2 separate regions of the Mus musculus genome follow, and region 2 is linked to region 1. The links are chromatin loops, found by intact Hi-C in ENCODE. Cell type or tissue: left cerebral cortex. All regions are shown on one strand. Each heading gives the region's core, and the rest is flanking DNA. Links, peaks and the distances in the headings are about the cores only.

Region 1 (15,982 bases), core at 5,144-13,143:
CCACCATTACCTTCCTGGCCCTTTCCCTCTCTCTTCAAGCACAACCAAGATAGGGTTTTCTACAGAAGAGCAGACTTGTCAGCCAGCTTCCCACTCCAAGGCCTCCTCCCAGTTTGGATGGTTGTGCCCATTTTACAGGCAAAGAAACTGAGGCTCTGAGGATAGGAACTCTACTCTGCTACCTCCCCCCACCCTCTTCACCCTTGTTTGTTTCCCCCAGCACTCAGAAACCAGTTCTACTATTTACTTCATCTGCTCAGGTCAGAGACCTCCAGAGGTCATGAACTCTTGCTCCCTCCTATATCCCCCCTCCCCTGCCCCCGCCCCAGCCCTTGGCTTCAGATGACATCATTAACATTCTCTCTTTCTTCACTCCCTCCCTCCCTCTCTCCACCCCACACACAGTGTGTGTGTGCGCGCGCGCGTGAGTGTGTGTGTGTGTGTGTGTGTGTGTGTGTGTGTGTGTGTTGGGGAGGGGCACATAGAAGTCCAGGGACCCCTTTGAAAAAGAGGATACCAAAGGCAGAAAGTCATCCATCCATGGTGGGTTGGCAGCAGGCCGCCAGGCTTTCGTCAGGCCCCCTTCGTGTTGTTACTTGTGGTCCCTGGCACCAGTGCCAAGGAGTCAGGCAGCCTGTCAACCTTCCAGGAGGCTGTCTCCGTGAGAGATGGGGGTTCAAGCCAAACCAGCCTTTCCTGTTCCGAGGAGACGGCTGACACTCGGAGAGCCCCCTTCCCCAGTCTGTGTGGCCTTGTACACCAAACAAGAGCACCAGCGTCCCTCACTTGCTGTCCCTCCGGTGGCAGGACCACCCACTTCCACACTACCCTGGTAGGCCACCTGTGTTGGTAAGAAGTCGCCATTTTCCTAGGTCTGGAATCTGAGTAGCTGCAGTTTCGTGCAGTCCAAAGCGTATGGCTCTGCAGCAGGGACAGCTCCCGCCTCTGTTGACCTCCCAGTGCATACTGGAAATGGGAGCCCAAGGGAGGGACACAGGAAATAGAGTCCTGTTCTTAAAAAGCTGCATGGCCAGTGCCTACAAGGCTTACACTCTGGGGACCTCCGCCTCCCTCCCCAGCCCTTTCTCCCACAAAGCCATAGAATGGGCCGGTCACTCATCATCTTGACCCCAAGCTGACGTCGTCATGGTGGGAAGGTTCTTTTTTGAAATCTTTCAGAGTAAGAAGAAAAGTAGTACTATCCAGCCCGGGCTGTGGTTTGTTGTTTTGGTTTGGGGGTTTGTTTGGTTAGCTTTCGAGACAGGGTTTCCCTGTGTAGCCCTGGCTGTCCTGGAACTCACTCTGTAGACCAGGCTGGCCTCGAACTCAGATATCTGCCTGCCTCTGCCTCCCAAGTGCTGGGATTAAAGAAGTGCACCCCCATTGCCTGGCCTGTATTGTTTTTATACAAGTACTATCTAAAAAGATGGTGGAGTAGGATTTTTAGTTTTGGCTTGGTTGGTTGGTTTGGGGTTTTGGGGGGGGGTAGTGGTGGTTTGGTTTGGTTTGGTTTTTAGTATTTCTATGGAGGAAGAACCCCACGTTTTAATAAAGCTAGAATACCCTAGCCTCTGAGAGTCACAGGTGCCCTACCCTACCCATGCCCTTCACCCCTCCTGCCTACGGGCCTGTGACACAGTGAGAAGACTCAGAAGGCTTCAGGTCTTCTCAGGTCCCAGAGCCCCTGGGTGCCACCATTTACTACCTGGTTAGCATGGGGGGACCCACAAAACAAGACAACGATGAGGCAAGGAACTCTCCCGAAACTGAACCCTTGTTGGCCTGCTCAACCTGAATGGGACACAAGCTGCTAGGCTCCACGGCCCTGGCCTCTGGCCACTCTGTTTACCTGGGCCTCCTGGGGTCTTCGCAGCTGTGGCAACTTGGAAATTCAGCTAGGCACTGTCTGCCGTCCCCAGGCCTCACATCTGGCCTTCCTGGCTCTTCTGTGACTCTGAACCCGGATCCTTCGACTTTTTCCCACTTCTGACCCCATCCAAGCACTGATTCCGGCTTCTGGTCCTATGGTTAGGGGCCAGAGACTCCCTTAGCCCTTGCGTGATGGCCGTTGGCCCTGGGAGTCTTCTCGGGCTATCATCATGGCGCTCTCTGCTGCTGCACTTACAGGGAGGACATCCCGCCTCAGCCAGGCTCCATGTGCTGTCCACTGGGGTAAAAGTGGGGCAGCATACCCTCTGGAGACCCACCAGCTAGCTAGGAGGTGCCCATTCCTTCCACGGAATTGTTCATGTCTCCAGCTTGGCATCCTCCCTGGGAAACAGCCAGACACCACACCCAGGATGACACAGAACATCCCAAGGCTACCCAGCTCCTTACCCTGTGAACTAGTGGTCATAAGACCCAAGGCCAGCGGTTCTCAACCCTCCTAATGCTATAACCTGGTACTACAGCTCCTCCGCATTATGCTGACCCCACCCCCCACCACAGAATTACTTGTTACTACTTCACAACGGAAATTTTGATATCGTTATGAATCGTCATGTAAATATTTTTTGGAGGCAGAAGTTTGCCAAAGGGGTCGTGACCCACAGGTTGTTGAAAACCACTGCCCTAGAGGTGAGAAACCCAAGCCTACCACTTCTGCCCTTCGTGGCTGGGTGGCCCTCGCTAGGCTGCTGCAGCGCTCTGAGCAGTTGTGAAACCCTCACAGTGCCACAGGAGATGGGGAATAATAACTGCAGGGCCAGCAGTGGCAGGCACGGGGAGAGAGTCTGTGGTTCTAAGGACAGACACTGCTGGCTCCACCCAGGCCCTCCCCTGTAGTCTCCATTTGGAAATGACCTCCCTACCTCTCCACCCCCTCCCCCCCCCCCAGATTGCATTGGTTCATGACCTCTGCCTTCTCGCTTTCATGGACTTTTGCACTCATCTCTGGGCATTACAGCCCTGCATTCTACATGCTCCTGGGCTGCATGCAAGACCAGGAAGGTGTAGCAGGGCCGTCCTTGCCGGCTTTCTAGTTCCCGCTGCCACTGCCGCTGGTGTCCCTTGGCACATAGCTGCTTTCCCCACTCCTAGTCGCTCTGCCTTGTCCTCTTGGCCATGTCTCTCTCGACTTCTCATTTCTGCAGACACTGGCGACTGTCCTGGGACCCATGCAGGTAACCCAGTCACAGCTTTGGCCACATTAGATAGCGCTCGTGAGCTGGAATAATTTGGGGTCTGATGTTTGGGGGAGCGGTTTTTACCCTGATCTTAGCGGACTAAAAACCTTTTAGTTTTCATTGGACCCTTTAATTTTATATTTTATTTTATGGCTCACCTCTCTATAGTGAGTAAGCCGATTTTTTTTAAGTTATGGTAGTGAGCGAACGTTTAAGTAATTTTAGTACATATATAATAAAAGTTACAAAGTATTAAGTGTACAAGAGTGTGGTTGGTATTTAGCTGTGACTGTTACGAAGAAGGGAGAGTCCACAGCATCCTGGGGTACCTCCCAGTCCCCTAAGACCTCTAAGGCACATCTCCTCACACATCCTGATCTACTCTCCTCTGTATCTTTTCCCCATAGCTCACCATCATCTTCAAGAACTTCCAAGAGTGTGTGGACCAGAAAGTCTACCAAGCTGAAATGGACGAACTTCCGTCTGCCTTTGCGGACGGCTCCAAAAATGGGGGAGATAAACACGGGGCCAACAGCCTGAAGATCACAGAGAAGGTGTCGGGCCAGCACGTGGAGATCCAGGCCAAGTACATCGGCACCACCATCGTGGTGCGACAGGTGGGCCGCTACCTGACCTTTGCCGTCCGGATGCCCGAGGAGGTAGTCAACGCCGTGGAGGACCGTGACAGCCAAGGCCTCTACCTCTGCCTGCGGGGCTGCCCGCTCAACCAGCAGATCGACTTCCAGGCTTTCCGTGCCAACGCTGAAAGCCCTCGCAGGCCAGCAGCCGCCAGTCCCTCTCCCGTGGTCCCCGAGACATTCCCCTATGAGACAGCCGTGGCCAAGTGCAAAGAGAAGCTGCCCGTAGAAGACCTGTACTACCAGGCCTGTGTCTTCGACCTCCTCACGACTGGTGATGTGAACTTCACGCTGGCTGCCTACTATGCTTTGGAGGATGGCAAGATGCTCCACTCCAACAAGGACAAGCTGCATCTGTTTGAAAGGACTCGGGAGCTGCCAGGAGCCGTGGCCGCCGCCGCCGCCGCTGCCACCACATTCCCCTTGGCCCCCCAGATTCTCCTTGGCACCATCCCACTTCTGGTCCTCCTGCCTGTGTTGTGGTAGACAGTTGGCCATGTAGGTAGGATACAGAGGAGAGTAACGACTGCCCTGAGCCTTGGGCTCCTGCCCCTGGCTTCTCCTTTTGTCTGAGGGCTCAAGTCAGCCTCAGGATGCAGCCCAGCAGGTGGGCTGGCTCCCTGAGACCCAGTGTTCTCTGCAGACCAACCAACCGTTCAGCAGAGGTGGCCTCCGCAGCTGACGGCCTGAGCATGGTGCCCTCAGAGCCGTCTGCAGATGTTTTGGCCGGGGTGAAGGGCGCGTGGGACAGCTCTCCCCTCTTGATTTGTGCACGCAACAAGGTTGTGGTGATTGATGCTGTGTTTTTGTGACAGTAGAGTTGTGTGAGGGAGAGAGCAGCTCCCTCTACCCTGACCCCCATCGTGTGAATGTGCGAACCAGAGCCCCCTAAGCTGAAGTCCACCCCCCCCCCGCCCCCATCACCAGAGAGACACTGGGAAAGTCGGCTCCTTCCACACCCTCACAATGCACTGAGACAGGCCCGGCTGACTGCTGCACACCTACTCTGGGGCCCCTGTGCCCTCCCACACACTCTCGCGCACACTGTTACACAAGCACACTCGCACACACTAAGCCCATGGGGACACCCCCAAGACCCCACATCAGGAAGGCAGAAGCATTTCCAAGATTCTATCCCCAGGCAGGTACTCCTTAGCAGTGTGACTAAGGGCATACCAGAGAGCCCTGCTCAGCATCTTTAGCAAATGGATGTAACCTTGTAGCCAGGAGGCTGTGCCCTCCTGGTCCCTTCCTACCCAGTGCTACGCAGGGACTGTCCCGTGCATCCAGCTACTGTGGATGTGTCTGAGGTGCTGCATCCAGGCACCTGCCTGCAAAGCCCCACAGTTGAAGGGAGGGTGTGTTTTGGCCTGAGGTCTAAGCGGTACCATTCATGGGCTCAGATCCCCAACTCTGGCTCCACCCTCTGCCCCTCTCCCATTGCACTTAAGAAATCGAAGTGCTGTCATTCTGAATGTTTCAACAGAGACGTGATCCTCCGGTTCCTGCCATCGCCACCCCTACCCCCACCCCTCACCCCTGCCCCCGCCAGCAGACATAAGAGTCCCCACCAGAGAGGGGCTGGGGTCTCAGGGCATGAGCAGCAGATCCAGTGGATAGGGCCAGCTGGCCTGCCCTGTCCTCTGCCCTTTCACTTGTCTCCTAGACTTCCCCTGCTGCTGGTCAGCAGCTACACCCCCCAGCCCTCTTGTCTGCATTTCTTTGTGGGAACTGAGGGGAGCACCTTCTAAGAGGCCTTCCTGCACCATGACCCTGCCTGGCGGGTTCTCCTCCCACTAGAACCTTCTTTCAACTCTCTGGCCACAGCCAGAGAGAGGCCTGTCACTGGGAACCTAGCTTTCTTTCCTTCAGCTCAAGGCCAGAGTCCATCCACAGAGCCCAGAGCCATTCCCATCTCTTCTGCTGTTCCAGAGGCCCCCCAAGGAACCAGCATGGCGGTACCGCCAGCCCCCCTGGGCCACCCAGCCAGCGGCCCTGCAGAGCCTACCCCAGCCCCACCCCCCAGGGACCTCTCATACACTGGCCGGGAGGCTGCAGAACCTGCCTCTCCCTCCCAGAGGTCCAAACCCCTGCCAAAACCACGTGGGTAGCTGGGAGGGGTCAGCTCCGCTGCCCCCTGCTGGTTTTTCAGCTATCCCTATGTTGGAAGTAAAAGAGTTGAAGCACTTTATTTTGGTTGTGTTTGATCACGTTCTGCTTGGAAGTGGGGACCCCTCACTGAGTCCACCTGTGTGCGACCTGTGTGGAGAGCCACTGCGTGTACATACTGTAAATTATTTATTAACGGCTAAATGCAAGTAAAGTTGGTTTTGTTTTGTTATTTTTCTTTTAGATGAGCTGTTGGAGTTTATTTTCGAAACAGACTTTGGTCCTTGCGGGGTGGAGAGGTGAGGTGGGTGGGTGGATGTGTCCCCACTACAAAGTGTGTCAAGACGGGGCTGTGTGGGCCCAAGTTGTGTGAGCTGTGAGATGCAGCTGTTTAACCACCATGGCCTTCGGGGACTGAGATTACCTCTCTTCCTTCCTATGCCTGAGCCGTTAGAAGGACTTGGTTGGTCCGTTTCCCCTTGCTCTGGGCACGTCAGGGCAGACCGATGTTATACGATGAAAGGCTGAGAGCTGTTGTCTAGAACAGAGTCTGGAATGGAGGAGGGTCTGCGGTCCATAATGGCTTCATCCAAGCCAGCATGACCGAGAAGCCCCAGCCACAACTCGACCCCTTCAACATCCCTTAGCACCCAGCCTAGGGGCCCAGTGATGTGCTCTGATAGCACCACTGTCCAGACGTGTGCAAAGCCAGGCTCCCTGCTGACTACGGGCACATGTTGTCGCCGTGATTCAGTGTCACGGGACCCAAACCATTTAACAGATTGAAGATCTGTGTGAGATGTGCCCCCCTGTACCATGCCCTCCCTGTCAAGGGCAGAGCCAAGGCATACACCTAGGTCAATTTTGCTTGTGATACTCTGTTCAAGTCAAGTTTAAGTCCCAGATAAGTAAGCTTGGTCAAGTCACTTAACCCTCTGAGGCTCCCAACAGCTCCCAGCAATGTCTTCATCTGCTCCCCAGAGGAGAGGAACCCGCAAGACTGGGGAGGAGACGAAAGGCCAGTAAGAGGAGAAATCCAGAGAGCATTTATGCCCACCGGACACACAACCTCAGCACCAGATGTGAGGAGAGAGAGAATGTTCAAGAGCCTTGCTTGAAACAAAGAAACAAGCAAAACCACAGGCTCTTAAACAAAGACCCTGAAGGGTTGATCTAGGAGGAAAGAGCTAAATGCACCCACTCTCCTGCATTGTCAGTCACCAAAGGCCTGGCCCCCCCAGTGGTCAGTGGGATTGTTAAAGAAAACAATCCCAGGGGAACAGCATAGCAATGGCGGGGCCATTGGCCCGAGCCACACGCTGGACAGACTGTGGAAAAGCCAGGCCCAGGCAAAAAGTCCTTCACTCTCCATCAGATGAAAGTGCCATGTGACACTTGCCAAAAAAATATGTGGGGCTTGGAATTTTTTTCAGGCTCCTAAATTTAACCCACAAGAATTCTTTCCTAAATACCACACCGCTCACTGCCCTCCAGAACAGGGGAATTTGCATCTCAAATGTCCGGGGCCAGCACCTTAAGTCTGAGTGCTCCAGTCTTCCTTGTGCATGACAGTTGCTCTGAGTTAAGTCTGAGTGCTCCCATCTTCCTTGTGCATGACAGTTGGTCTGAGTTAAGTCTGAGTGCTCCCATCTTCCTTGTGCATGACAGTTGGTCTGAGTTAAGTCTGAGTGCTCCCGTCTTCCTTGTGCATGACAGTTGCTCTGAGTTAAGTCTGAGTGCTCCCATCTTCCTTGTGCATGACAGTTGCTCTGGTGCAGACCTGGGCCGAGGCCAGTCAGCCTGGCAACCGAAGAGCTTTCGCATAGCCTGTGAGCTACTCTCTCTCTCCCACTCCATCCCCAACTGCCTATGAGTATGTAGCTCAATGTTAGGGCCCTTGCCTATGGTGTGAGAGACCTTAGGCTCCTGGGTTGTGCTCCCCCCACCCCCACCAGAGCAAAAACAAGGAAAAGAACTCTTAGGCTTCTCATATCACAAGCCAGAGTTTGTAAGGGTAAAAACCAGAAAGGACTGATCAGCGAAATCTGATAACTGCCCGGGTAAATTTGGAGGGAAAACTTATCTGAAGACTGGCAGAGGTCCAGGAGAGCCAGGCAGCACTGGAGCCTGTCTCTCAGGCCCAAGCATGGCTCAGAGCAGCGGCTGGGCATGTGAGCTTGGGCAGCAGGCTGACTTGGCATCGGAGCTGGGCTCTGCCTGTTGCTAGCTGTGTGGTCTCCCTTGGATTTTTTTTTTCTTGAGCCTTAGATTCCTGATCTGTAAAATGGAATTACACGTAGCCACCTCCCAGGGTCCTGTGGAAATCTAATGAGCTAATTCCTGGCACAGATGCCCAACATCAACAAGAGAACCCACCGAAAGAGGTCCCGGTGGCAGTGGTACCCAGGAACTTAGTCATTGATGAATCCATTTGTCTCGGGACAAATCCTGTATTCTTGCTGGGGAGATAAACCAATAGTTGATACTTACATAATCTAACGACCCACATGGCAGCAGACTCCAGGAAGAGAAGCAGGTACATTCTGAGTGGCCGCCTAAGGAAGGAAGAAAAGGGATGCTCCTCTTTGGAGGGGTAAAAGGCATGTGTGACTAACTCACCACACGAGTTTCTGGAGCAAGGCATGTCAGAAGGTGGAGAAAGCATTCTACAAAGAGCAGAGTATGCGGGGGTGTGTGTGTGTGTGTGTGTGACGACCTGGAGCAGCCCAGCCCAGAGCTCATAAGACCTTGATCCCTCTCGCTGCCATAGACCTGAGAACCCTGAGCAGTGGCTGAAGAAGGTAGGGAAGCATATAGCTGCTCTCAGTCCCCTCTCATTCCTCCTTCAGGAACAGGATGGCTCCAATCCTCTGGACTCTGGTGGCAAAAAAAAAAAAAAAAAAAAAAAAAAAAAAAAAAAAGAGAGAGATCTAAACATTGGAAGAACCGGGCAGCATGTGGGTTATCTGCGGTTAGGCTGGAGTCTGTGTGCGCCTGCTGCCCTCTGCAGGACAGTTCTAGAATTACACTTACTCTGGGATGCTATGTCAGATACAGAGATGGTCCCACCTAGGGAGGCATGCTAGTGAGTTTTCTGTCAGCCTGAGTCACCTGGGAAGAGGAAACCTTAATTAAGAAAACGCCTCCATCAGATTAGCTTATAGGCAAGTCTGTAGGGGCATTTTCTTGATTAATGATGATGTAGGAGGGCCAAGGCAACGGTGGGTGGAAGGGACCACCAGGGCTGAGTGTGCCACGGAGGGCAAGCCAGTAGGCACCATTCCTGTGGCTTCTGCTTCAGTTCCTGCCTCAAATTCCCGCCCTGACTTCTCTGCATGTTTGGAAGGGCTAAAATGAAACAAACCCTTTTATTCCCCAAGTTGCTTTTGGTCAATGAAGTGAAACATGAAGACTCTTTGGAAAGACAGTTGGAGGGTGTTTTGTTAGGACAAACACGTGAAGGAATGTTTCATTAAAGTGGACACAGGTGTAAAAAGCTAAGGCGGATTCGTGAAGGAATGCTTAGCTGAAGCAGACACAGGAGAAATGATGTTCTACTAAAGCAAGCACGTGAAAGGACGTGTGATGAAGGATTCTTGGCTAATGACAGGCATCGTCCACCTCACATTGCATTTGTCGGGAAACCATGGAGAGAAATGCACCAAAAACTTGTGGCGGTGTGCTGTAGTTTGTTGCCACTTTCAAGGACTCGGGCTGACTGGATGCATGTGCTGAGGCAGGACACGTGGAGGACACGTGATGCTTGGAGGGTAGAAATAGGACTCCACAGAATGACGAAGAGAGCTTGGCTTGCTGGTACAGCTGGCTGTGTAACGCTTGTGGGTCTCTCGTCTTCACTGATCTTCGCTTCCCTGAGAGATGCACAGCTGAGAACTTCTCCCGGGGCCCCTTCTGCTGTCTGGAGCTGAGGCTGAGGCCCGGCTGTCTCTGCTAGGTAGTGTCACTGCTGTTGCTAACCTGATTCTTCTGAACTGGGCTCCTGGTGCATCTGTGAGGTAGTTTATCTGTGAGGTGTTTGCGAGTGGATGGAGCTGCCACTGCCTGCTAACCTGTGAACTGAACTGCAGATTTCCAGACAACAGACAGGAGTTGCTCCAAATAACCTTTCTAAACAAGTCCACTTCCCTCTACCCCCACCCCCATATCCTTTTTACTAACTCTGAAGGGGGGGGGGGCTACAAGAAAGGTTAAAGCGTTTAAGAACCATCATTAAAAACAGGATTTGAAAAAATTAAAGTTACAAGTCATTGTGTTTATCTCTGAAATAGAAAGCAAACATGGACAGGTTGCAGGAGTGGTCTCCATCTTCAGTGCGTCTAGTGGCCCGACCATCCTCTCTAACAATGTGACCAGCCAAGCACATATTATGTATCCTGCAGGGCCTCCATCACGGCTACCTCTGTTGGCCCTTGGTGGGGCTAACAGAACACACATCTTGTAATCTTGCTTCTTTTCTCCCTTAGGTGGCATTTTGTCTGCTTGCAGTTTGCTTGTCTAGAGTACCCACCCCACTTAAAATAAATTCCAAGAAGGCAGGCCCCATGCTTCTGTTGAGAACTCCCTCCAATGAGCAGCCTGTCCCCAGGATCTAGTTGTAATTGTGTCCTTCTGACACTGAAGCTCTTCGATGGCTCTGTCCCTGCTGGGCTCCAGAGCAAGCGGTGGCTTTACAGAAGCCTCTTGCTCAAGCCACTGGAGCTTGGTGCTGGGAAAGGCCTGACCTCTGAGAAGGACAAGCTTTGTCCTGGTCACCCCGACCTCCCCAGCTGTCCTCTGGTTCCATCCCCAACTAAGAATGGGACATTGTCTCCTGCCTGGTGGCCTTCTCTCTGCCCTGTATGCACTCATACAACACACCAATTTGCAACTGAAGCTGCTTCACAGCAGAGATAAAATGGGGTGGGGGTGGGGAGGACACACTCTGACTCCCATGAATTCCTTTATGCCACCCAAACACCACAATAGTGCCTGTAGTTAGCAGGAGTTCCAGGAAAGGCAGAGAGCTCATGTGAACTCCCCATGCTTGCTTGCTCTGAGGTATGGCAATTTACTCTGCACACACTGCAGGTGAAGACCATTGTTTTTGTTCCCAAATAAAGCCAGAAGTGTGGCCAGGGACAAGCCACTTGGACACATTAACAGTCCAGGACATGCCCGGGACCTGTCACCTGAGGGAAAGTCTCACCAGCAGGGTCTGGGCAGGGTGCCACTATGATCAGGGGCATACAGAAAGGTTTTAGCTGGTCCAGCCACATCCACAGCCTACTCCACAAAACCATGCAAGCCAACAGGCAGCATGGGCCAAAGAAGGTTCTGACCTGAAGTATGACAGACGGGGCTTTTAGTTAAAGCCTTGATGGAATTGCCAGGACGGCTCCTTTAAAAGCCACAGACTCTGTTCTGACACACAGCTGATCCTTAGTTTTTGTACATGACCTTTCTGTTGGCACTAATTGAGCAGGGTTTGTGGTGATCACCAAACATTGAGTCCCTGCTAGGGAGGGCTGGGAGGCAAGGGCCTGCAGCTTCCAGAAGGTGGGCATCTTGGCAGCAGTGGGCTTCGAAGCCAGCTAACTAGCACTTAGATTGTCACAGCACTTGTTCCTAAAAGGTTCCCAGAGCTGTTCTAGCTGCGTCCTGAAGCAGGGGGATCACCAGGTTTCTTCACAGGACCTGTCCTCCACACTTCTCCACTCAGGCGCAAGCGTTATAGACCCAGCAGCCTCCTGCCAGGCCAGGCCTTGCACCTAAGGGTCCTGGACAACTAGCAAGGTGGAGTCCCAGCGGCCGCCCTCTCCCTGCTGAGTGGACACATGGGTGTGTTTGGCACTAAGAATTGAGAGAACCATAAAGGTTTGAGTTTTGTTTCAAAGACACTTATGTGCAAGTTTTAAAAACCCTGGGCTTGGGCAAGATTCTCCTAAACTCCATCCTAGGACAATTTCGACACATAGGCCAGGTCACCTTTCCTCTATCTGGGCCATGTTGGAGCTAAGCCTGCCGCTGTGCCAAACTGCAAGTGAACATTTGTGTCACTGTTTCCATAAGAAAAGCGTTTTTCGGGGCTGGTGAGATGGCTCAGTGGGTAAGAGCACCCAACTGCTCTTCCAAAAGTCCCGAGTTCAAATCCCAGCAATCACATGGTGGCTCACAACCATCCATAATGAGATCTGACTCCCTCTTCTGGAGTGTTTGAAGACAGCTACAGTGTACAGTGTACTTACATATAATAAATAAATAAATCTTTTTTTAAAAAATAGAAGAAAATTTTTAAAAAAAGAAAAGTGTTTTTCCGCATTCAAGAATATATAACCCAGGGCTGGAGAGATGGCTCAGTGGTTGAGAGTAGTGACTTCTCTTCCAGAGGAACCAGTTTCAATTCTCAACACCCATACAGCAGCTCACAACTGTTTGTAATTCCAAGATCTGACACCCTCACACAAACATACATGCAGGCAAAACACCAGTGCCCATAAAAGGAGAATAAATCATGAAGGAAGTTAGGAAGTTAGGAAGTTGGGGAGGGGAGGGGAGGGGAGGGGAGGGGAGGGGAGGGGAGGGGAGGGGAGGGGAGGGGAGGGGAGGGGAGAGAAAAGAAGAGAAGAGTATATAACCCAACTGATTAACTGCACTAAAGCTGTAGGCTGTAGGCCTGATGTCTTACTTCTCTCTGGACAGAGGTGGATGTTTGAAGCAGGCTCCCCATGACCACTGTGAAAGATGAGGGCAACCTCTCATGACTCAGTTTTAATGGCTCCATGCCATTCCCTGAAGTACGCAGCTGTGGTTTGTGGCTGTTCAGGGACAGAAAACTATTTAGAACCAATAACAAAAATGCAACTTAAAAAGCTTCCATTGTCGAAGATGTAAACAAGCATGGACACACAGCTTGCAGCCAGCCAGGGAGGGAGACTGTGGCGTGTGCCTCACACCAGAATGTAATGTAACTGGTTAGCCCAATTCTAAAAATCCTTAGTAACACTTTTTAATATACAAGAATCAAAAAAGTACAGCAGTTTTACAATGTAGGAAAATTTAATACATACTATATAAACAACATTATTTACATCAGAAATCACCAGGACAGTGGCATTTTTCACAAATATAAATTAATTACTGTTTAGTCAACAGGTTTCAAAAGTCCACAAGTTTACAAGAAAAACCACCTGTCCCCAAATGAGTAGGGCACAGGTGGACTACAGCAGCCTGGACCCTTGGCATGGCTCTCTTCCCAACACGGCTGGCCTCGGCTACGAGAGCACAGGTGCTGGGCTGGACCACGGCTCCTGCTGACAAGTGGGTTTGTTTGGTCTGTAGGATTTCAGTGTTGCTGTGTGTGAACGTTTAAGTGAATCACATTTGTTCTGCAAAGCCTGATGCAATGTCAGACACACCAGGTCAGAACCTCAGCAGCACAGTGAGAAATGTTGGCGCTCCCTCTGTGGGGCTTAGGAATGACTACACAGAGTAGAAGGAAGGACCATCAGGCTGGCCAAGTCAGAGAGGACACAGTGGTCAGTGGAGGCTTCATCTTCGTTTTCTAGGGCCACAGTGCATCATAGGACTTCAGGACTTGACAACATTCACACATAACTTCCTCCAAGTCCTGCCACTTCCTCAATGATGAGCAGCTGCCCAAAGCCAGGCCCCACAGAACGTCACTGGCAGCTTCTCTTACCTGTGCAAACTTCTGCTGTAAGCATCTGATGCACATACTAGTTTAAAGCAAGAGGAATGCTTCCTTTCTTTCAACCCCTCTTCAAATCCACTCCCTCACCTACAGCAGATGTTTGATGGGACATACTGTAATCTTAGAATCAATGTAACACTGATCTGGCCGATAGGGTTTTTGCTACATTTTATGGCACTATACCTCAAGTCCTGAATAGGAACAAAAGAAAGTTCCTTTTTCCTCATGATGAGACAGACAGTTTTGAGAATAATTTGTAACTTCTACCAACAAGTTGAAAGACAAGACCTAGGTGAATATGGAAAGGCAAGGCCTCCACCCTCCGCCTTCCTTCTGCAGAGGTACCTCCTGTGCCTGCTACACTCCCAACATCCAAGAGCTCAGCAAATCAAACACAGACAGTGTCAATGTGATCAGCAAGAAGCTCCATCTATGGCTCACTTTTCACTGTGTGCCCAAAATATACCTTTCAGAATTGACTGAGAAGTCCGGTAAGCCACCAGGCATCAGACTCTAGCCAGGGGACTTCTATGTGGTTGGTGGGCTCTATTGCAGGTCATGCATGCACACAGTCAAGGTGAAGGGCCTAGTGCCACGAGGAGCCCAGAAGGTCTTCGAGCATTAGCTGCAGGGACCGACTCGGCAGCAGTCAGGTCTGTGGTGCTCTAAAGCAGCGAAAGCAATGGCCCATCACAACCATGCATGGCCAGATGTTCCACTCAGGACACAACTCATGCCTGCCCTGGGGAGGTCATTAATAGTACTGCCTGGATGACCACCCCACTCAGAGTGTCCAGGGAGTCAAACCCTGCAGAAGTCCAAACAAGACTTTTCATCAACTCAGAATGAGCCTGGACTCTTACATACATATGTTCAAGTCAATGTTCCTGTCTCTATCTAGAAAGGCTTTGGATACCTTAACAATACTGGCAAGCTATACTGAAAGTGAGTAAAACCCAAGGCCCAACCCAGTATCCATACACTGAGAAGAGCCATTCAATGATAAAATCCATCTGTCCCACAACCCAACCCAACCCAACCCAACCCGACGCTGACCAGCCTCCTGCCACCTTAACAGCTTGGCTACCCCATCACGGATGCTCGTGATTTGGGGGAAAATTAACTTAGGTTTATTTCTACAGATCTTAAAGTAACAAGGTTTGATTCTACTGAGTTCCAACTTGTAATGGAGATGTAGCTTTTCACCTGACCACATCTCAACTGTCAAGATATTTCAGTCTGTGCAGGCTGCCCCTTCAAGCTGTGTAAAGGAACCAAGATGCAGCTACAATTCGACAACTCACTCCAATACTGACAACTCCATGCTTGCTGGCACTGTAAACGAACCCTGCCCCCTATCTGCACGTATGTCCCACATCAGGGCTCACCAGCAGGTATCTTATCAGCAGGCCACCTCCATTTCTATCTCCAGGACCTGTGACTCTCCTTCTCAGCACAGGAATCAGAAACCCACCAGGGATTCCTATTTTCCTGGCTATAATAACCCCACCCCCATCTCCACCCCTACACCCACTTAGCCCACTCCCCAAACAAGCAAGCCCCACGCTGGCATTAGCAATGCCCAAGTCACAGTACTCTAAGTCAGCCAGAGGGATCCAGCTTTCCCTGACAGTGAGGGGAAACGGACACCACCCAGAAGACCAAACCTCTGAAATGTACAAAGATAGTGTGGGGAACATTAGTGTTGGCAGGGAGCAGGCCACCATGGCGGCCATTTCCCTGTCTCGTTATCCCCACCCCGCTTCACATAATGAGACCAAGTGTATCATTTCTCCCAATAACACAGCTAAGGGCTAAGGGGTATACCTGTCCCCCTTTCAAGTCTTGCAGTGTGAAACCCACCCTGTGCCCCCACTTCCCATGAGCATCGTCCCTCGTGTCATGGTGAACCAATCACACACTGTCCAGCAGGTCCTTGCCCTGGTCACTCATGCTGATAGAACATTCACTGACTCTCAAGGATTCCTTCAGAGGAAGCAGCCCAATGAAGCTGGTATATAAAGTCACCTCCTCCTAGCACCCATGGGGGTGGGAGGCCATGAGAGGCTAGGATGGGTGGGTGGGGCCAAAGTGCAGGAGTGGAGACCGAACCAAAGCAGCAGACGAAGGCCTCCGACTCCTTCAAGTGCTCCTTCAGCTGCCAAGTCAGTGGATTCAACAGCAGCAGCATATCCAGAAACCCGGCTCAGCAGCCTGACCGCTGGCCACAGCTGCATCGGAGCAGAACGCCCAAGTGCTTGATGACTTCCGCGATCTCCCTGTCTTCAGGAGTGGTCCTTTATGTTTTCCGAACATTCCAGTTATAATCTGGGTTGTTTTTCTGTTCTAGTGATCTCTCCAAAGGAGACCTATGATCCAAGGGTGATTTGGAATCATGG
Region 2 (15,982 bases), core at 3,128-11,127, 400 kb before region 1:
AAGCAATGAATCATAAAACAGCATTTATGCTTTTCTAACTTCTTGCCTCCTACCTCTTCCACTCTCAAGTGGAAAGCGAGGAAGGCCACTATCTTATTCAAAGAGCATCTCACAGTTCAAACTACTCGTATCACACAAAGCCAAACAGAGTTAGCTCTCCTCCTCCAGAATTCCCTCAGCAAAGAGCTACCATATTCCTCTGCTAGCAGAAACCTATTTCACAGTCTGTCTAATTAGTCACTCCTTCCTTACCTTTTAAATACTAAGTCAATAAGCAGGGATGTAAAACTAATGAGTTTAAACCCATGAGGGGTCAGACAGGTTAAGAGTCACTGGACCAGGTTAGCAATTAGTGAAGAAAAGGAGAGCAGGTTATTATCAAGTGGCCCATCACATCCATTCATAGCTGAAAATGCAGTGATCAAGGGTTCATTCCAGTGCCTTATGACTATAATTTACATATTAATGATCACATAGAGAGGCATAATCATTGATGAGAATATTTGATACAGACACAATAGCACAGAAGACACATGTCATTATCTGACTTCTGGGATTTTAAATACAGCTTACCCAGGTCCCTCCACTGTATATTTCACAGATCACTTCCAAGAGCACTTAGGTGTCATAGACCCAGACTCAAATACCCTCTGGGCTTAAGTAGGCAACATAAATAAATGACCCAAGACCTAGGTAAGTTTTCCTCTAAATCATCAACGCAGCTGCCTACACAATCACTGCAAAGTCATAGGGTAATGGCCTTTGTTCACAAAGCAGAAAGAAAGGCATTAAAGAAAGCAAGCAGAAATCTTTTCCTGGCTCCTTGCTGCAGTCTGTCCCTTTCTCTGACAGGCACACACATGCACACATGCATGAATGCACATGCTCATCACCACTACTTGTCTATTGTTAATTATGTAATACTGCATTCCTCCAGGCACTAAGGTATTCATGAAGTCAGCATATCCCCTGGTTTAAGATCTGAAATTGCAGCTTGTTATTTTGTGCTATCTTGACATCTTGATCCAGAAGGTCCTTGAGGGGATAAAACACATGCTTCTTCTCTCTTTCTCTTTCTCTCTCTCTCTCTCTCTCTCTCTCTCTCTCTCTCTCTCTCTCTCCATATATATGAAGAGATATACAGTGTATGTATATATATAATTATATATGTATATACAAAATATATACAGAATATGGAACATATATGAATTAAGTGACTAATTATATATATGTGTGTGTATATAATATATATATATGTATGTATGTATGTATGTATGTATACTTCTAGATCTATATGCATCACACACACACACCCTCTGGGGTTAAATAGGCAACAAAAATAAATGATCCAAGACCTAGATAAGTTATTCTTTAAATTGTGAACACAACTGGCTATACAACTTGTAAAGCCCAATGCACTTAGATAGATGATAGATGGATAGATAGATAGTAGATAGATAGATAGATAGATAGATAGATAGATAGATAGATAGGACAGAAAGATGGAAATAGAAAGATGATATAGCTATAGATAGACATATAGGTATACATTTATAGGGAGATAAATATAGATGAGATAGATAGAAGATAGATAGATAGATAGATAGATAGATAGATAGATAGAAGACAGACCAACAGATAGATAGATAATATATAATTAGCCATGCCATTCTTACCTTTAAAATATTAATTCAATAAGCAGAAAAATAAAATAATGATGTTAAAAATAAAAATAATGACTTTAAACCCATGAGGGACCAACAGGTTAAGAGTCACTGAACTAGATTACCTACTAATGCAAAGAGAACAGGTTATGATCAGTTGGCCCTTCATATCCACTAGTAGCTGAAAACATAGTGATCAAGAATTTATTCCAGTGCCTTAGGACTATATTTTACATGTTATTGATCATGTAGAGAATTATAATCATTGATGAGAATATTCAGAATACAGACACTACCGCAGAGAAGACATATATCTGCTTCTATGGATAAAGTCCTCCAGCCAAACCTCCTTTATCTTCAGAACCGAACATAGTCCTTGAGGTTCACTATTCTTCTAGCACTATGAAGTAGTAAGCACATCACACGGGGAGCCAGCTGTCACTTCATGCTCTCATCATGGTGACACCTTCCTTTCAGCCTTACTGCTTATTCTCGCTATCCCCACGAACAGATCCAGCATGACCCTGCACAGCATGATGTGTCCAAACTGCTCCAAAGTCCCCTGCTGTAGTAGTCGGGGTCATAGCTTGTCATCCCCATACCTCTAAGAATGAAACACACAGACACATACACACATACAAGCCAGAAGTAGTTCTCTCACAGATACACAATTGTGCATACATCAGCACATGAGTCACCAACTCCCAAGGTCTCCCTTGTGCAAGCTGCTAAACCAACATGTGGTGCCAGCCAAGGGAGAGGAAATTGAGCTAGACATATTATATTACCAACAAAGCTACCAGCCCAACTTATAGCAGCATGGCAGAAGCCAGGCAAGATCTGGGGTAAGAGACTTGGAAAGGAGATAAAGGCAGGGAGATACTGGAAATGAGACCTGCCCAAGAGTTTACGCGGAAAAACCTAGTGCCTTCTACCCATGCCCATGAGACTCCCTTCTAAAGCACAAATTCAAACATACACTTGTTAAAATTTTTAAGACATCAAGTATAAATTATTAAAATATGTAAGCCAGAGGGTAATTGTGCATACCTTTAATCCAAACACTCAAGAGGCAGTGGCAGAGTGGATCTCTGAGTTCCATGCCAACCTGGTCTACAGAGTGGGTAGGTAGGTGGGTGCTTGGGTGAGTGAGTGTGTGGGCAGGTGGGTACTTGGGTGGGTGGGTGGGTGGGTGGACAGACAGACACACAGACAGATGGACAGACAAACAGACAGCCAGATAGAGTGTATGCATAAAGCTTTATGTCCAGAATCCATGCTCCACTTCTCAACCACTTGCCACACTGAAAGTCCATGTTTTTCATTGTGTGTATATGTCTGTCCATGGCATGTCATTTCAGTGTTTACAAACTTGATATTGTTGCTGCTTCCACCACACCATATCTCTACTTTCTATTTTGAGACCAGGTCTCCCTGAATTGCCCTTGTTGGCCCTGGATTCACCCAGGAGACCAGACTGGCTTTAAATATGTGACCTCCTTGCCTCAGCCTCTGAAGTGCTGAGATTACAGCTCTGTGAAGCTAGCTCTTATGTTCCATAACACTTTTCTTATCGGGGGATCAACTCTACCACCCAATTTCCTCACTCCTTTTATCACAATGCACTCCTGTCAAGTTCTAGGATGTCACACTATGACAAGTTCGGGATAACCTAAGCTTCACAAAATTTAATTGTCCTATGATGTCTTAAGAGTATGGTGTCACATTAACTCTAATGACTATGACTGACAATAAACACATCAACATGTTGCTCTATAAAGTCCCTTCTCCACACCCCAGTTATTGTGCTTTTAAACAACTGTGCTCTTTTCTTAGCTGCTTTTTTTTTAAACTTTACTGCATTCATGCTCAGAATAATCACACAGATCCTTTCCCAGTCAATCACTGCCTCTAAGCCAATAACAACTCTTTATGGTGAGCAATAATGTTAGCTACCTTTCAATGGCTATTTGCTCTCTCTGCCAGCCTGTATTTGACCTAATGTATATGGCCTGCAAAGTATCTGAAGCAATTCTTTTCTACTGAGAATTTCATGCATACATATAATACATTTTGATCCAATGGACTTCAATCCCCTCCCCTCCAGCCCCTCCCACATCACCACCTTTGCTCCTCAACTTATGTGTTTCCTCTTTACTTTAAAACCCACTGAGTAGCAGCCTGGAAAGAAGTCACATCAGGAAATCTACACCATGAATTCCTTGGCTGGGATTCATGGTCTTTATATTTAAAGAGAGCAGAAAAATCTTAATTTTTTAGTCACTTTCCAGGCCCTTCTTGTTGAGAGCGCTGATGTGGATCTCTTGCATCCTATTCAGTTCATGCAAACCTATTTGTGACTAATTAAGCCACATCATTGTGTTGGACTGGACATTCTGTAGCTGTTGTTCCCAGAATTCAAGAAGGAGGAAGGGCATATATCATAGAATATCAATGCCCTTTCTTTAGTCAGGTAATACTTCCTTCCTCAGTTGGGACAGTCTGTGTGACCCCCATGAGCATTTACTCTAGCTTTGTTCTTGCTTCTGCTGTCAGAACATCACCCCCTCTCCAACATGGTAGAAGAATGCTCTACAATATCCCACAACAAAATAGGCACTTGAATATTACATACACTATTTTCAGTAGAATTATTATAACCATTTACTCTTTCAACAAACCCTAGTGCTCAGTGTAGACAAGCAAATCTACCTGCAACTCATATTAACACTGATATCTTGGATCTGATGCCCTTTGAAGAAATTAATTTCTTGGGTAGACAAATCATTCTTTGGACAACATAATTTATCAAAAATAAAAATCCATTACATATTGATGTGATATGTTTTAAGTCTCCTGCAGTTACTAACACTCATACTAGAAAGAGGCTAAGAGAGTCATTCTTTCTTGTCTCGAAAAAGTGGATCAGAAAACAAGATAACAGTTCTCAAATTGAAAAAGAGTTTGATGTACCGCCTCCCACCTGCACCTAAGTGCCCCGAAAATGAAGAACACCATATGGATTCCCAACTTTCTTTTTCCAGTCCAGCTCTCTCTGGCCATATTTATTTCATATATGTGGGTACACTGTCACTATCTTCAGACACACCAGAAGAGGACATCAGATCCCATTACAGATGGTTGTGAGCCACCATGTGGTTGCTCGGAATTGAACTCAGGACCTCTGGAAGAGCAGTCAGTGCTCTTAACCACTAAGACATCTCTCCAGCCCGAGTCTCCATTTTTATCCCCCTCCCACTTCATTCCTTTCTCTGTGCTATGCATTTGTCTTTTTTTTTTTCTTGAACATCATTATTTTTACAACAACCTAAAGGTCAATGTTTTTAAATTAATAATGATTGATAAAGTCTTTATAAGTTCTTTATCACTTATGAGTTGATTATTAAATATTTATTAATTTCTGGGCAGGTTTAATGACCTAATATATAGATAGTAGATATATTGAATTGGGTTTATACTGTCTAGTGTTGCTTGTGTAAAAAAAAAAAAATAGCCAATTTGGTATTTTCAGCTAAAGAATTTTCATGGAATTTTGCATTAAAGTATAATACAAAGGACCATTCTATCTTTCAAATAATAAAAATAGATTATCATGCCCAAGGTAGCCCAAGGTGGCATAGCTAAGAATCAGTCTTTTCTACTTACTCTAATTATAATGCATGTTGTTACACTCACAGATGAGCCCTATACACAGAAACCTGTTGTAAGTTTACTGTGCTGTACTTGGGCACGGCAGAATACTTTGTTTCCCACCCAGATTCCACTATGACCTGGGACTGCCTGCAGAACACCCTGTACCTCTGGCTGCCTTTGCTCAGCACACCATCCACAAGAAAACAAATTAGAAAGGGTGGCAACCCCTAGGTCAGGCGTTATCAAAGAACTCATAGTTTCTGAATTTCTCAGACCTTGTGTTAACTCATCTTTAAACCGAAAGAGCACAACCTCCTTGTAGGGTGGATACGAAAGCAAAATTGAAAAGCCTGGCTCTGTCTAGGTTGGCTAATAGTGAACAGGGTGTGTCCATCCACTTTCCCATCACTCTTCCTTCAGAGTCAGGCCTATGTGCTTGTAGAGTTGAACTAAAATCCTCAAAATTTTTGATCTTTCCCAGATTCCAGCATCCACGTCTACCCAATAACAAAAAAGACTTGGGTTGAAATATACTTTGAGCCAGAGGGACTGAGTGAATTAAGCTCTTTGTGCATTAACAGAGAATAAAGACAAGGGAATGGTCTGGTGTGCACTGAAGGGAGGTGCTTGAAACATAGCCTTCGGTTTCTGTTTAAGAATTTCATACATGCTGGTACTTTTAATACATTCCCTCACCTATAATGCACATCAATTCTGGAAAAGCAACTTTACAGACCAAAGCATGAGAAATAAAGAATCTTTCAAAAGGACATAGAAGACTAGGAAGTCAAGAGCAGATCTCACCAGGCCCTGTGCCTTCCTAGATAATTCTCTTCGTTGAGAAATGTACTACGTGAAGCCTCATCATTTTTTTTTTGAACAATGGAGCTATGCTAGCCAATGCGTAAGGAGGAGCTGTTGAGCAATAAAACCAGAAACCACCCTGCATTTAAGCAATGCACTAAGTACATTCCTTTTAGAATAAAAGTTGAAAAAATATATTGGCACAACGAAAAATATGAAGACAGTGTGAATTGCTGCCAGAGCTTTTTCTTGGGAGATTTAGAATGCAAATCTCACGGCAAAGTTGCTCTTTAAAGAATTTGTTGTTTGCTTTTCTCTGCACTGTGCATGCTAAAATTTAGTTCATTCCCCCCAAATTAACAATATATAAGAATAGTTCTCTAAAACTAATTTGGTAGAAATGCATATTAATAAACTTATGTAAATCCTGTTTTTAACAGGCTGTATAGATGGGGCTTTGGTGTTAAGATAGAGCTTCCTCTTCTCTCTGGAATGAAAAGTAATTGCCAACTTCATCATCAAAAGGCTGAAAGAGTCACACTCCCCGTTCTTGTGTGGGGAAAGCTTGAGCAATTAGCTTGATAAGAGTAAGTTGTCAACAGAATCTAGAGATGGCCAAGGGGTTAGCTTAGTATCTATCATTGAAGTTCAGAGTGGAGGACCTGAAAGGCAGAGAGACTTTGTACACCTCAGACACACACTGGTCAGTTACAAGAGATGAAAAGAGAGGCAGGTTAGAAACCAGTAACTAGTGTCCCAAGAGATATGCCCTCAAGATGACTGAGGGAAGTAGAGGCTCTTCTCGGACATCTCTCCTCTGATGATTCTTACCCCTGACACCTTCAAAGTGACATGCTAAATGAGGTATTAGTGACACACACCATGAAGGATCATTCTGTGTCCAGCACTGCCCAAGATATAGTGCATGCAACTCTGCCATACACCACATTTCATTATGCTTGGTCTATTAGATTCTATTACATTTACCCCCCACATATGTCAGAATCCTCCCCCCTACTTCTACCTTCCTGGAACGGTTCTTAACAAAGCATTGCCCAGTTGCCACAGGACCAAACATCCTCCCCAGGAATTCTATTCTAACCATGTTATGTGTATGTTTATAAACTTACAGCATAAAATCTGCAGGTTGTTTTTTCTTGTGTTTAGTGGATTCTGATAAGAGACTGTATACCAGATATGTTAACAGACACCAGGAAAGAGAAGGGCTGAGTTCTTTCCCAGGGAGCTCACCATGGTTGAAAGGACGTGGTCCCATCATCTCCACCTATTCATCTTTCATCCCGTACTTCTGACACAGCACACAACCTGTGCTTTATAATCTTTCCTAGTCTCTGTCCATCATTTATCTTCCTGGTCAACTCCCATTCAACCTTCCAATACTGAATGTATTTCTTACCTTGGACCTTAAACTTTTAATTCTCTAAACAAGCTCTGTTCTGTGTAAAGTTCCCAGAACATTTTACACTTTTCTCTTTTGAGCACTGTTTCTATTAATTGTGAATATTTACTTTTAAAAACCTCTGTCTTTCAGTAGACTTCATCTGTTGCTCAAGTAAAAAGGAAACAAATTCAGTCAACAATTTTACTGCTGAAGAGTGAACAGAGCACAAAATTACAAAACACAAGCAAAACACGGTTTGGGAAATGAATTTCTTAATTAGTGAAAGAATGCAGACATGGGAATGGGAAGTCATGGGGAAATCTGACACAAAATAACCACACAAATACTTGTTTTCCACCTAGAGTTGTGAATGCTGTAGCGTGAATGGTGTGAGAAACACCTAGAATGTTGAGAGAGGGGGAGTCAACAGACACTGTGTCTCGAGAATGAAGCACTTCACTTGCATATGACCTCAGAGGAATCCATCTATCACATAAATAAATTATTTCCTTAAAAAGGATCCCTATCAGAAAGATGATCTATTTGAGTCCTTAATCTCTTCATTAGCCTGGTGTTAAATTGATTTTATTAGATGATTTTTCCTCACCTCATTAAAAGCACATCTCAGAGTTGGTTTGAGCCCTGCTTCATCTCTCATGCCACTCACAGCATTCTGGCAACAAGGGAATGGGTACCAGGGGCTGAGAGGAAATCAATAACTGACGATGAGGAAAGAAGCAAGACATTGATCCCCTTGGTGGACTTGGCAGTTTAGACAAAGACCACAGGATCCAGTGCCCTGTTAACTCTGCATGTACTGGGAGGGAGAAATACGTTTAAATATATTCCAGGTTTGAAATGTGGAAGAGATCTTAGGGCAACTTAAACTAATACATGGTTTCTAAGCATTAACCCACCTGACATTTTGAATCAAGTATTTGTTTATCCTATACATTAAATACTACTCAAGACTACTCCTGGTCTTGATCTACTAAAAGACTGCTCCATTTTTTTGTGGAACCAAAGATGTCTCCATCCTTAAAGACCTCCTGGCATAAGGGTGGGGAGTGTGAGCCCCTGCTTGAGAATCACTGACCTAACCCTACACACAAAGAAAAGCACCTTAGCTGCATTACCAAAGAATGCCTTTTTCAAATACTTTAATAGTGACAGCATGGAACGGTGTCGAATGTATATGTAGACAGAAGATGTTCCTATTATCCCTGGGAGAGAATCTTAAACCACTCCGAAAGGACATGAAATGGATTTTGATCAAGCCTCAACTGGAGTCCAATTAGAGTAAGAAATCAAGGTACCATTTGCCTCTCCTCCCCTGACGCTTTCCTATAGCCAGAGAAGAAGCAAACAAACAAACAAACAAACAAACAAAGACAGCTTCTGTTTTACACATAGATTAAATTTTAGAAGAACGGTTTTTGGGGGGTGCACAGGCTATAAACAATCCCCCGATACTAAGGAAGAAGCACTCACCCCTGTGCCAAAGACTCGGCCCTCCCTCAGCCCACTGCCCCTATTAAAGATTTTGTTTTCAAAAGACTGGGAAGATGACTCACTTGGGTAACTGGTTTCAAATGGTCAGCTGTGGATGCAAGTGGACCTGAGATCAAATCTCCACCATCCATAAAAGCCTATGACTCCAGAATTGGTTGGCACATCCCAGGACCTCACAGCCCAGTCAACATAGCCAGTCTAGGGAGCTTCAGGCTCAGTGAGAAGCCATGTCTCAAGAAATAAGGTGGAGAGCAATAGAGGAAGACACCCAATCCCCTCACTGGCTTCCACAGAGCAGGCATATGCACAAACACACACACACAGTGAGAGGGAGGAAAGAAAGATTAAATGGAGCTGTCTTATACTAGAGGATAACGCATCTGACACCAGAGGCTATCATGCAGGCCAACTTCATAATGTGAAAAGAAAAATCAAATAAAAATAACCATGCTCTACATCCTTTTGAGTGTGCATGAGTCACATCAGGCACCACGCCAAGTTCTCTACATAGGTATGTGATGTTTCCTGATGTGTCATGCTGCGATCTCATCCCTCACAGCAATTTCTATTATTCCCATGTTACGGGCAAGGACAGTGAAGCTGGAAGATAGCAGGTAACCCGTTCAAGCTCACACCCCTCAATGGAATCAGGATTAGAACCCAGACACTCTGACTCCAGAGCCTCTCTCCGAAAAACCAGGAAGTGTGCTTCAGTGAATGTGGAGAATGGGGAACAGAAAGAATAGGAACATCTCCTTTCACCTGTGTAGCCCCAAGGCAGTGACTTAGACAAACTGTGATGGTTAGGATATGGACTGAGTATCTTCCCCAGGAATTCTAGGGGAGGAAGCTTAGTCCTCAGTGCGGTGCTGTTAGGAGGTGAGATCTTTATGAGGCAAAACCTATTGGCAAGTCCTGGATCACTGATACTGACCTCAGAAGAGAATGATGAATCTCTGGTGGTCCCAAAGTGGGTTGCTATAAAAGAATGAGCCTGGCCCCTCCCCTGCCTCTGATCTTCCATTTTCCATATGCTAGCACTATGACAACTTCCTCTCCGAGGGACACAATTAGAACAACCGTCCCAGAGCTGGTGTGTTGTTTGGACTTCATTCTCCAATGCATTGCTAATTAAAACTCTTTTCTATATAAACTGTTCAGACTCCGCTATGTCTATTACAACAGAAAATGAGTAGATCCGGAAGAGGTAAGAGAGCATGACCACTAAGTTTGGTGGTGAATGGAGTTCCTGGAAAATTAGGCTAGGGTTCTAAAGATAAAAGCCATGACAACTAGCATGTATGCAAATTTTCCCCATATATAAGATATCAAGTAAAAAAAAAAAAAAAAACAAGGTGGACTCTTTTCCTGAATCTCTTTGGATAGACATATCCCTGTATAGACCTTATGAATAAAAAGATATAGACAGACAGACAGACAGATAGATAGATAGATAGATAGAGATGTAGATATAGATATGTATGTATATATGCATAGATATTTATAGATATATGTATATATACTTGATATATGTATGCATATATGTGTGGATATGTATGTATATATGTATAGATATATGTATATATACTTGATAGATATAGTTATGAATATAGATAATTTCATGTGTATGGGAGCTTGCCCAAAATTTTGTACAACAAGACCTTAAAAAACATCCTTCTAAGTATGTAGGTCAGGAGCCTACTAAGAACCTCACATGCCCAGGCTCAGGGACTATCAAAGAAGATGAGGCAGAAAGATTGCAAAAATTAAAGCATCAATATCTGCCTTTGAAGCATCATTTGCTGAGCCACTGCACACTTGAACTCACAGCAGCTGTGATCACAGGCACAAGACATGCATAAGATCAAACCATCCAAAATCCCAGAATGGATGGGGAAGGGGACTCATGGGATTCAATGTCTAGCTGAGAAGCAATTGGCAATGGATGGCTGCCAGGGGAGGGAGAGCAAATTTCTTCAGGGATGCTGCCCTGGAACAGCTGCCCATCCTCCATTGGATGATCCAAATCAGCGTACACACTGGCAGCACTAAACAGACTCACTGGGTGTTTGGGTTTTTTTTTTTAAGGGACATGGAATATGTGACTGATGTTTTGCGGTGGGGAGGGGAGGGGGGTAAAGGAGAGGAATTGAAAGGGTTTGATCAAAACACTACATTCTTGTATGAAATTTTCAGTAAAGTGTAAAATATTAAAAAGGACCTTTCTATTTATTTTATCTTTTAATATTATAATTACATCATTTCCCACTCCCCTTTTCCCCCTCCAAGCCCTCCCATATACCCCTCCTTGATCTATTTCACATTAATTCCCCTTTTTTTCATTAATTGTTGATAAACACACACACACACACTTTCTTAAATACACAAACACAACCTGCTCCATCTGTGCACTACCTCTATGTGTGTTTCCAGTGCTAACTCTTTGGTACTGGATAACCAATTTGTGTACTCTTCCATGGGGAAGGCTATTTCTCCTGCTTTTACCATCCTTTAGTTGCCTCTAGTTCTTTGTATAGGATTGAGGCCTCATGGACTTTAGTACAAGCATCCAATAGAGTCTATCAGAGCTCTACAGTCAATCTGAACACGGTAGGAAAAAAAAAACAATAAATACCAATATACCAGTAACACTTATAGATGGTCAAACGAAAGAGGCAAGTATCTCAAGTTGTTAAGGCTCAACCCGGACTATTATTAAATAGCCGCTAGTCGATTGCCAAGTGCCACATCAAGAACTGTAAATTCCAAAATAAGTCATGGTTAGATTAATTATTAGCATTATAAGAGATTGGAAGGGGGTCATAGAGATGAAACAGCTCTTGAGCAGAGCACTAGGTTAGAAGTTTGTCATCCATGTCCAAGAAGGAACACACAGCACGTCCTTCACTAGAAAAGAAATATATGAGAAGGGGAGGCAGACTGTGGACCTGGCAGGTGGACTGAAGCAGAGATATGCCTGAGCACGCTTGGAAATCCTGTGGGTAGCCATGTGCATCATCAGAGACATTAAAGATGGACCTAGGGAGTCCGTAGGAGCGTTCTGAAGGAAAGCAAAGAGATTTCACTGAAAGTAGAGATTAAAAAACAAAGTCGAGCTCAGATGCCTGGTTATCATAATGAGAGAGAGAGAGAGAGAGAGAGAGAGAGAGAGAGAGAGAGAGAGAGAGAGGGAGAGAGAGGGAGAGAGAGAGAGAGAGGAGCTTAGAGTAGCAGAGACAAATAAGGGTTCTGACAGAAAAAAGATCGTAGAGAAAAGGAGTACCCAGCAAAGGAAACTGAGAGCAAGCCGAAAGAGAGAGGTGTCCTCAGATGGAGACACACCTATGTCAATTTCAATAAATGACTCATGGGTTGCATTGATGAAAAACATTCTCCCTCAGGAGGAGTGGTGCTCTCCCAAGCTCTACTCTGAATAGTTTGTACATTTTGCAAAAGAAATGTTTACTCATGGCTCACTGTAGCCCTTGCCAGTTTGCGGGGGCCACCCAGCTGCATCTTGTGTGGGTTCGCTCTGGGGTCGCGCAAGAAGAGCCTCGCATTGTCTGGATTCTCTCACTCAGGGACAAAATGAGCCACTCATTTTGTGACAGAAGCCCTCTATATCGTTTTTGCTGAACTAAAGCAGGCCAGCAAGACTCACAGGTCATGGGCTTTGAGTCTTCTTCCCTCTGGTTTGTGGAGATCAAAAACAACTGCAAGATTTTGGAAGAGAAGACATAGAACGCGCGCGCACACGCGCGCGCGCACACACGCACCTCCCCGCACCCTACCCACTGCAGAACTGAGGCGGAACAGCCTCCAAACAGCATCAAGGCTCCTGAAATGTCAGAGACAGCAGAGAGAGAGCCTGCTTGCCACCCCCACACACGCTGTGATGGAGTATCGATTTCAGACACTGTTGCAGAGGAAAACTGAAAGTGCCTGCTCCAGCAGCTTGTCAGGCACTCGCCAGCCTGTCCCAAAGGACATCACACCAGCAGCTTCCTCGGGCCTGGTGCCTTTAAAAGCAGAGTCAGGCCTTCGGAGACTTGTTTCTTCACTCCTTGAGATTTGATCAATGACCCAGCCAGACAACATTTTCATTATTGTGACAAGCATACTTAGAGTACTCCAACCAGGAGAAAATGGAAAGCCAAGCTGTAGCTAGTGTGCGCAGAACTTAGGCAGAATAAAAAAAAGCAACGTGCTCCGATGATTGGCACTGCTAGCATTCGGGGAATCTGTTATCCTTTTGAGAAAGGCTGTATTTATTCAACAGACATGTACTGCACGTTATAGTGAGCCTTGGGGCGGAGAAGAGAAAAAGACAAACGTCTGCCTCAAAGACTTCCTGTCTAGAAAGGATAGCCACTGTTGACGGCAATGTGAGCAGCCAGAAATCAAAGAGGGCGAGGCAATAGGAAATAAGGTGCAGGGTTTGAGCGCATCGATGCTGGGATGAGCAAGGATGTTCATTCTGCTCCCAGGCGCATTAGGAGAGGCAGACAATATTAGGGTCTGAGGACAGGCTCCTGCCCTGCCCCCCACCCCCCCCACCCCCGTGATCACTTAATAGTGAAATAGCAGTGTAAAGAGGCTTCAGTCACAAACTGCTTCATTAGTGGGTCAACTGTCTTGCAGAATAGTCTACCCCACTTGAGGTTCTATTACTCTCCTCTATCTTGAGTATAAGGTACAAGTTTACAAGCCATCTTTGTCAAGGAAATGGCAGGAGGCTTGCTCTCTACGGGAGTAAAAGAATCAAATAACCTACAAATAGGGAGCGTGGGCCCTGGGCTGAAAGACAGCTTGATATTGAAAGTGACCTTGAGGTTTCTCTGCTCAACCTCAGAGAACCACAGGAAGAGAAAATAAAACCAGTGGTGATGGTTCAGTATAATCAGGTGTTTTAAATGTTCTAAAATGCTATCTATTTTTAATGATCTTTGATGCCAGAAACCCAAGGAAGATAGGTCAAGCTTAAAAATAGCCAGTAAGTCGTTGTGTGGTCCCATGTTTGACAACGATTTCAGGCTTCCCTGAACCATAACTTTATAATATAGAGGTATGGAAGAGCATCCCTAGTTCTTAAGATTAGAAGGGACAAAGAAAAGGAATGTGTGGGGCAAGGTATGTCAGCGAAGATGCCTACCATAGCTAAGTGAGTTCAAGATCCACCCACACCTTTGGCAGAGACAATGAGAGCCTTTGTTCAAGCATGTCTATGATTCAAACAAAACTTTACTGAGTCTCTAGTATATGTGAGGTATTGAACCAGGCAGGCAGCCATCTGGGAGAGCATCCTTGGATCGACTACAAATATCTACTGATTTTGAACTGTTCATAAGCCATCTCACATTTTTCCAAAAATAAAGCAACGTGTGATAGTCATCCCACTTCCATTTCTCTCCGAGTTGCGGATCCAATGAGTATTTAATCATTTGATCTATACTAAGTATTTTCCTAGATTCTGAGAACACCAAAATATTTAGAATCCAGCCTTTGACCTTAAAACTCACCATGTAGGTGCTTTCGGTAATTTCAATTAAATGAGGCCACCATGATAATTTTTATATCATCAAAATGCTATAAAATTTTCCAGGGGTGCGCAGGGGTAAGGGATTTAATTTTTAAGGGGATATTAGCAATTTTATTGGTCTATCAAGTAGGAGTTGTAGCTGGCAGGACAAAGAAAATCAAAGGTGTCTCTTGCTGACGTGAAAGGATGCCCTGCAGAGGACCAGGGGTGCAGGAGGACTCAGGCAGGAGGTGTTGATATGTGCATGTGAGAACAATGTGCTTGGGAAGACACCTGAACACCTTACTACAAAGCAAGGCACCCACAGGACAATCTGGGCAGCTCTGCCAAGGAGTCCAGACTCCATTCACTGAACAATGGGAGTGCCTTTATCAAACCAGGCCTAGAAAAAAAATGTAAACAAAACACACAACTGCAAGCCTGTATACAACAAACAGCTGTCTCACTCTGCTTGGAAAATGAAAAACCATAACAGTCCAGGTTGAGCCGAGCTATGAGTGGATGGATGGTGTTTCCCCCTGGGGTGGAGCAACACCAGGCATAGGTCTTATACCTTCATGCACATATTCACCGGCCTCTCGAAATAAAATAAAATGAAAATGAAAGCAAGCTCAATGTCTGAGGCTGTGTGATACCCCTGATACAGTTAATTGATAACTGTAACAAAAACAGTTGTGCAAGAGCTTTCAGGGAAGTTGTGAGAACAAATAGCATGTAAGGATGTAGCATGAATAAATGCATACTACAGGGTACTCTGGGGAGCAGGAGCCCAGCCCTAAACAACAGAATGCCCATGAGAGCTGCCTCTGCACTTTCTCCGACACACACCACATCTTCCCACCAGAGCTGGTACATCTCCTGTAACTGATACCCATGCCCCTATGAACACTGATGAATAATAGGTATCCTTCTGCATGTGTCAGAACTAATTCCAGGAGCATCCTCTTCCATGCCAATCTAGAGTCAACCTTTGAAGCCTGTTCATACAACTCTCTTTGAGAAGGAGAACAGATAAATTTCTTCCAAAGGGAATCACTAGGCAGTGAGAGGTGCCACCATCAATAGATGGGAAATTCAAGTGCACCTCCGGTGTGTGATGGTCCACCATTGTCTTGCATGCAAAATAATGGACTTCACAAAATTTGACACATTCCACTCCAAAATACTGCAGTTAGTTAATTAATCCATGTTTGGTAATCTTATCCATAAAACATCAACAGTGCCTCCTAGTCCATTAACCCCTTGAGTTTCTGGGAACTGCTTTGGAATTGGTCTTAAAAGTTTCAAGTCAGATTGTCTTTGCAACTGATTGGCAAATGACTGGGTCAGTTACATAAACTCAATATGACCCACAGAACTTACCAGCAAAGAGAGCTTAATTTCCCTGCCTCCTACATTTTGCTCTTG

What was found. Hi-C counts contacts between places; a loop is a spot of excess contacts. Peaks named below come from ENCODE experiments on the same cell type or tissue, not always from the same donor. Only the 100,000 strongest peaks of a DNase experiment are listed, where the experiment ranks them.
Region 2: a loop joins it to region 1, with 5 times the contacts of the local background. A loop is called at or near these places in 4 of 42 quality-filtered maps.

What each region holds. Positions count from the first base shown.
Region 1 is chr7:73,413,785-73,429,766 of GRCm38, forward strand. Rgma (repulsive guidance molecule family member A) reads left to right here. Exons shown (of 4, transcript NM_177740.5): 4 at 3,533-6,115. The coding sequence ends at 4,249. It overlaps Chd2 (chromodomain helicase DNA binding protein 2), which reads right to left. Exons shown (of 39, transcript NM_001081345.2): 39 at 12,868-15,982. The coding sequence ends at 15,883. Among named protein-coding and RNA genes, the nearest start is that of A730056A06Rik, 46 kb to the left of the region's middle. In left cerebral cortex, for the core only: CTCF peaks have their summits at 5,928 (motif pointing left), 8,890 (motif pointing left), 10,019 and 12,104 (motif pointing left); DNase peaks (open chromatin) are centred at 7,725, 8,009, 8,443, 8,884 and 5 more places; H3K27ac peaks cover 2,544 bases.
Region 2 is chr7:73,019,618-73,035,599 of GRCm38, forward strand. No RefSeq gene overlaps it. Among named protein-coding and RNA genes, the nearest start is that of Gm6567, 74 kb to the right of the region's middle. In left cerebral cortex, for the core only: a CTCF peak has its summit at 6,229; DNase peaks (open chromatin) are centred at 6,243 and 9,531.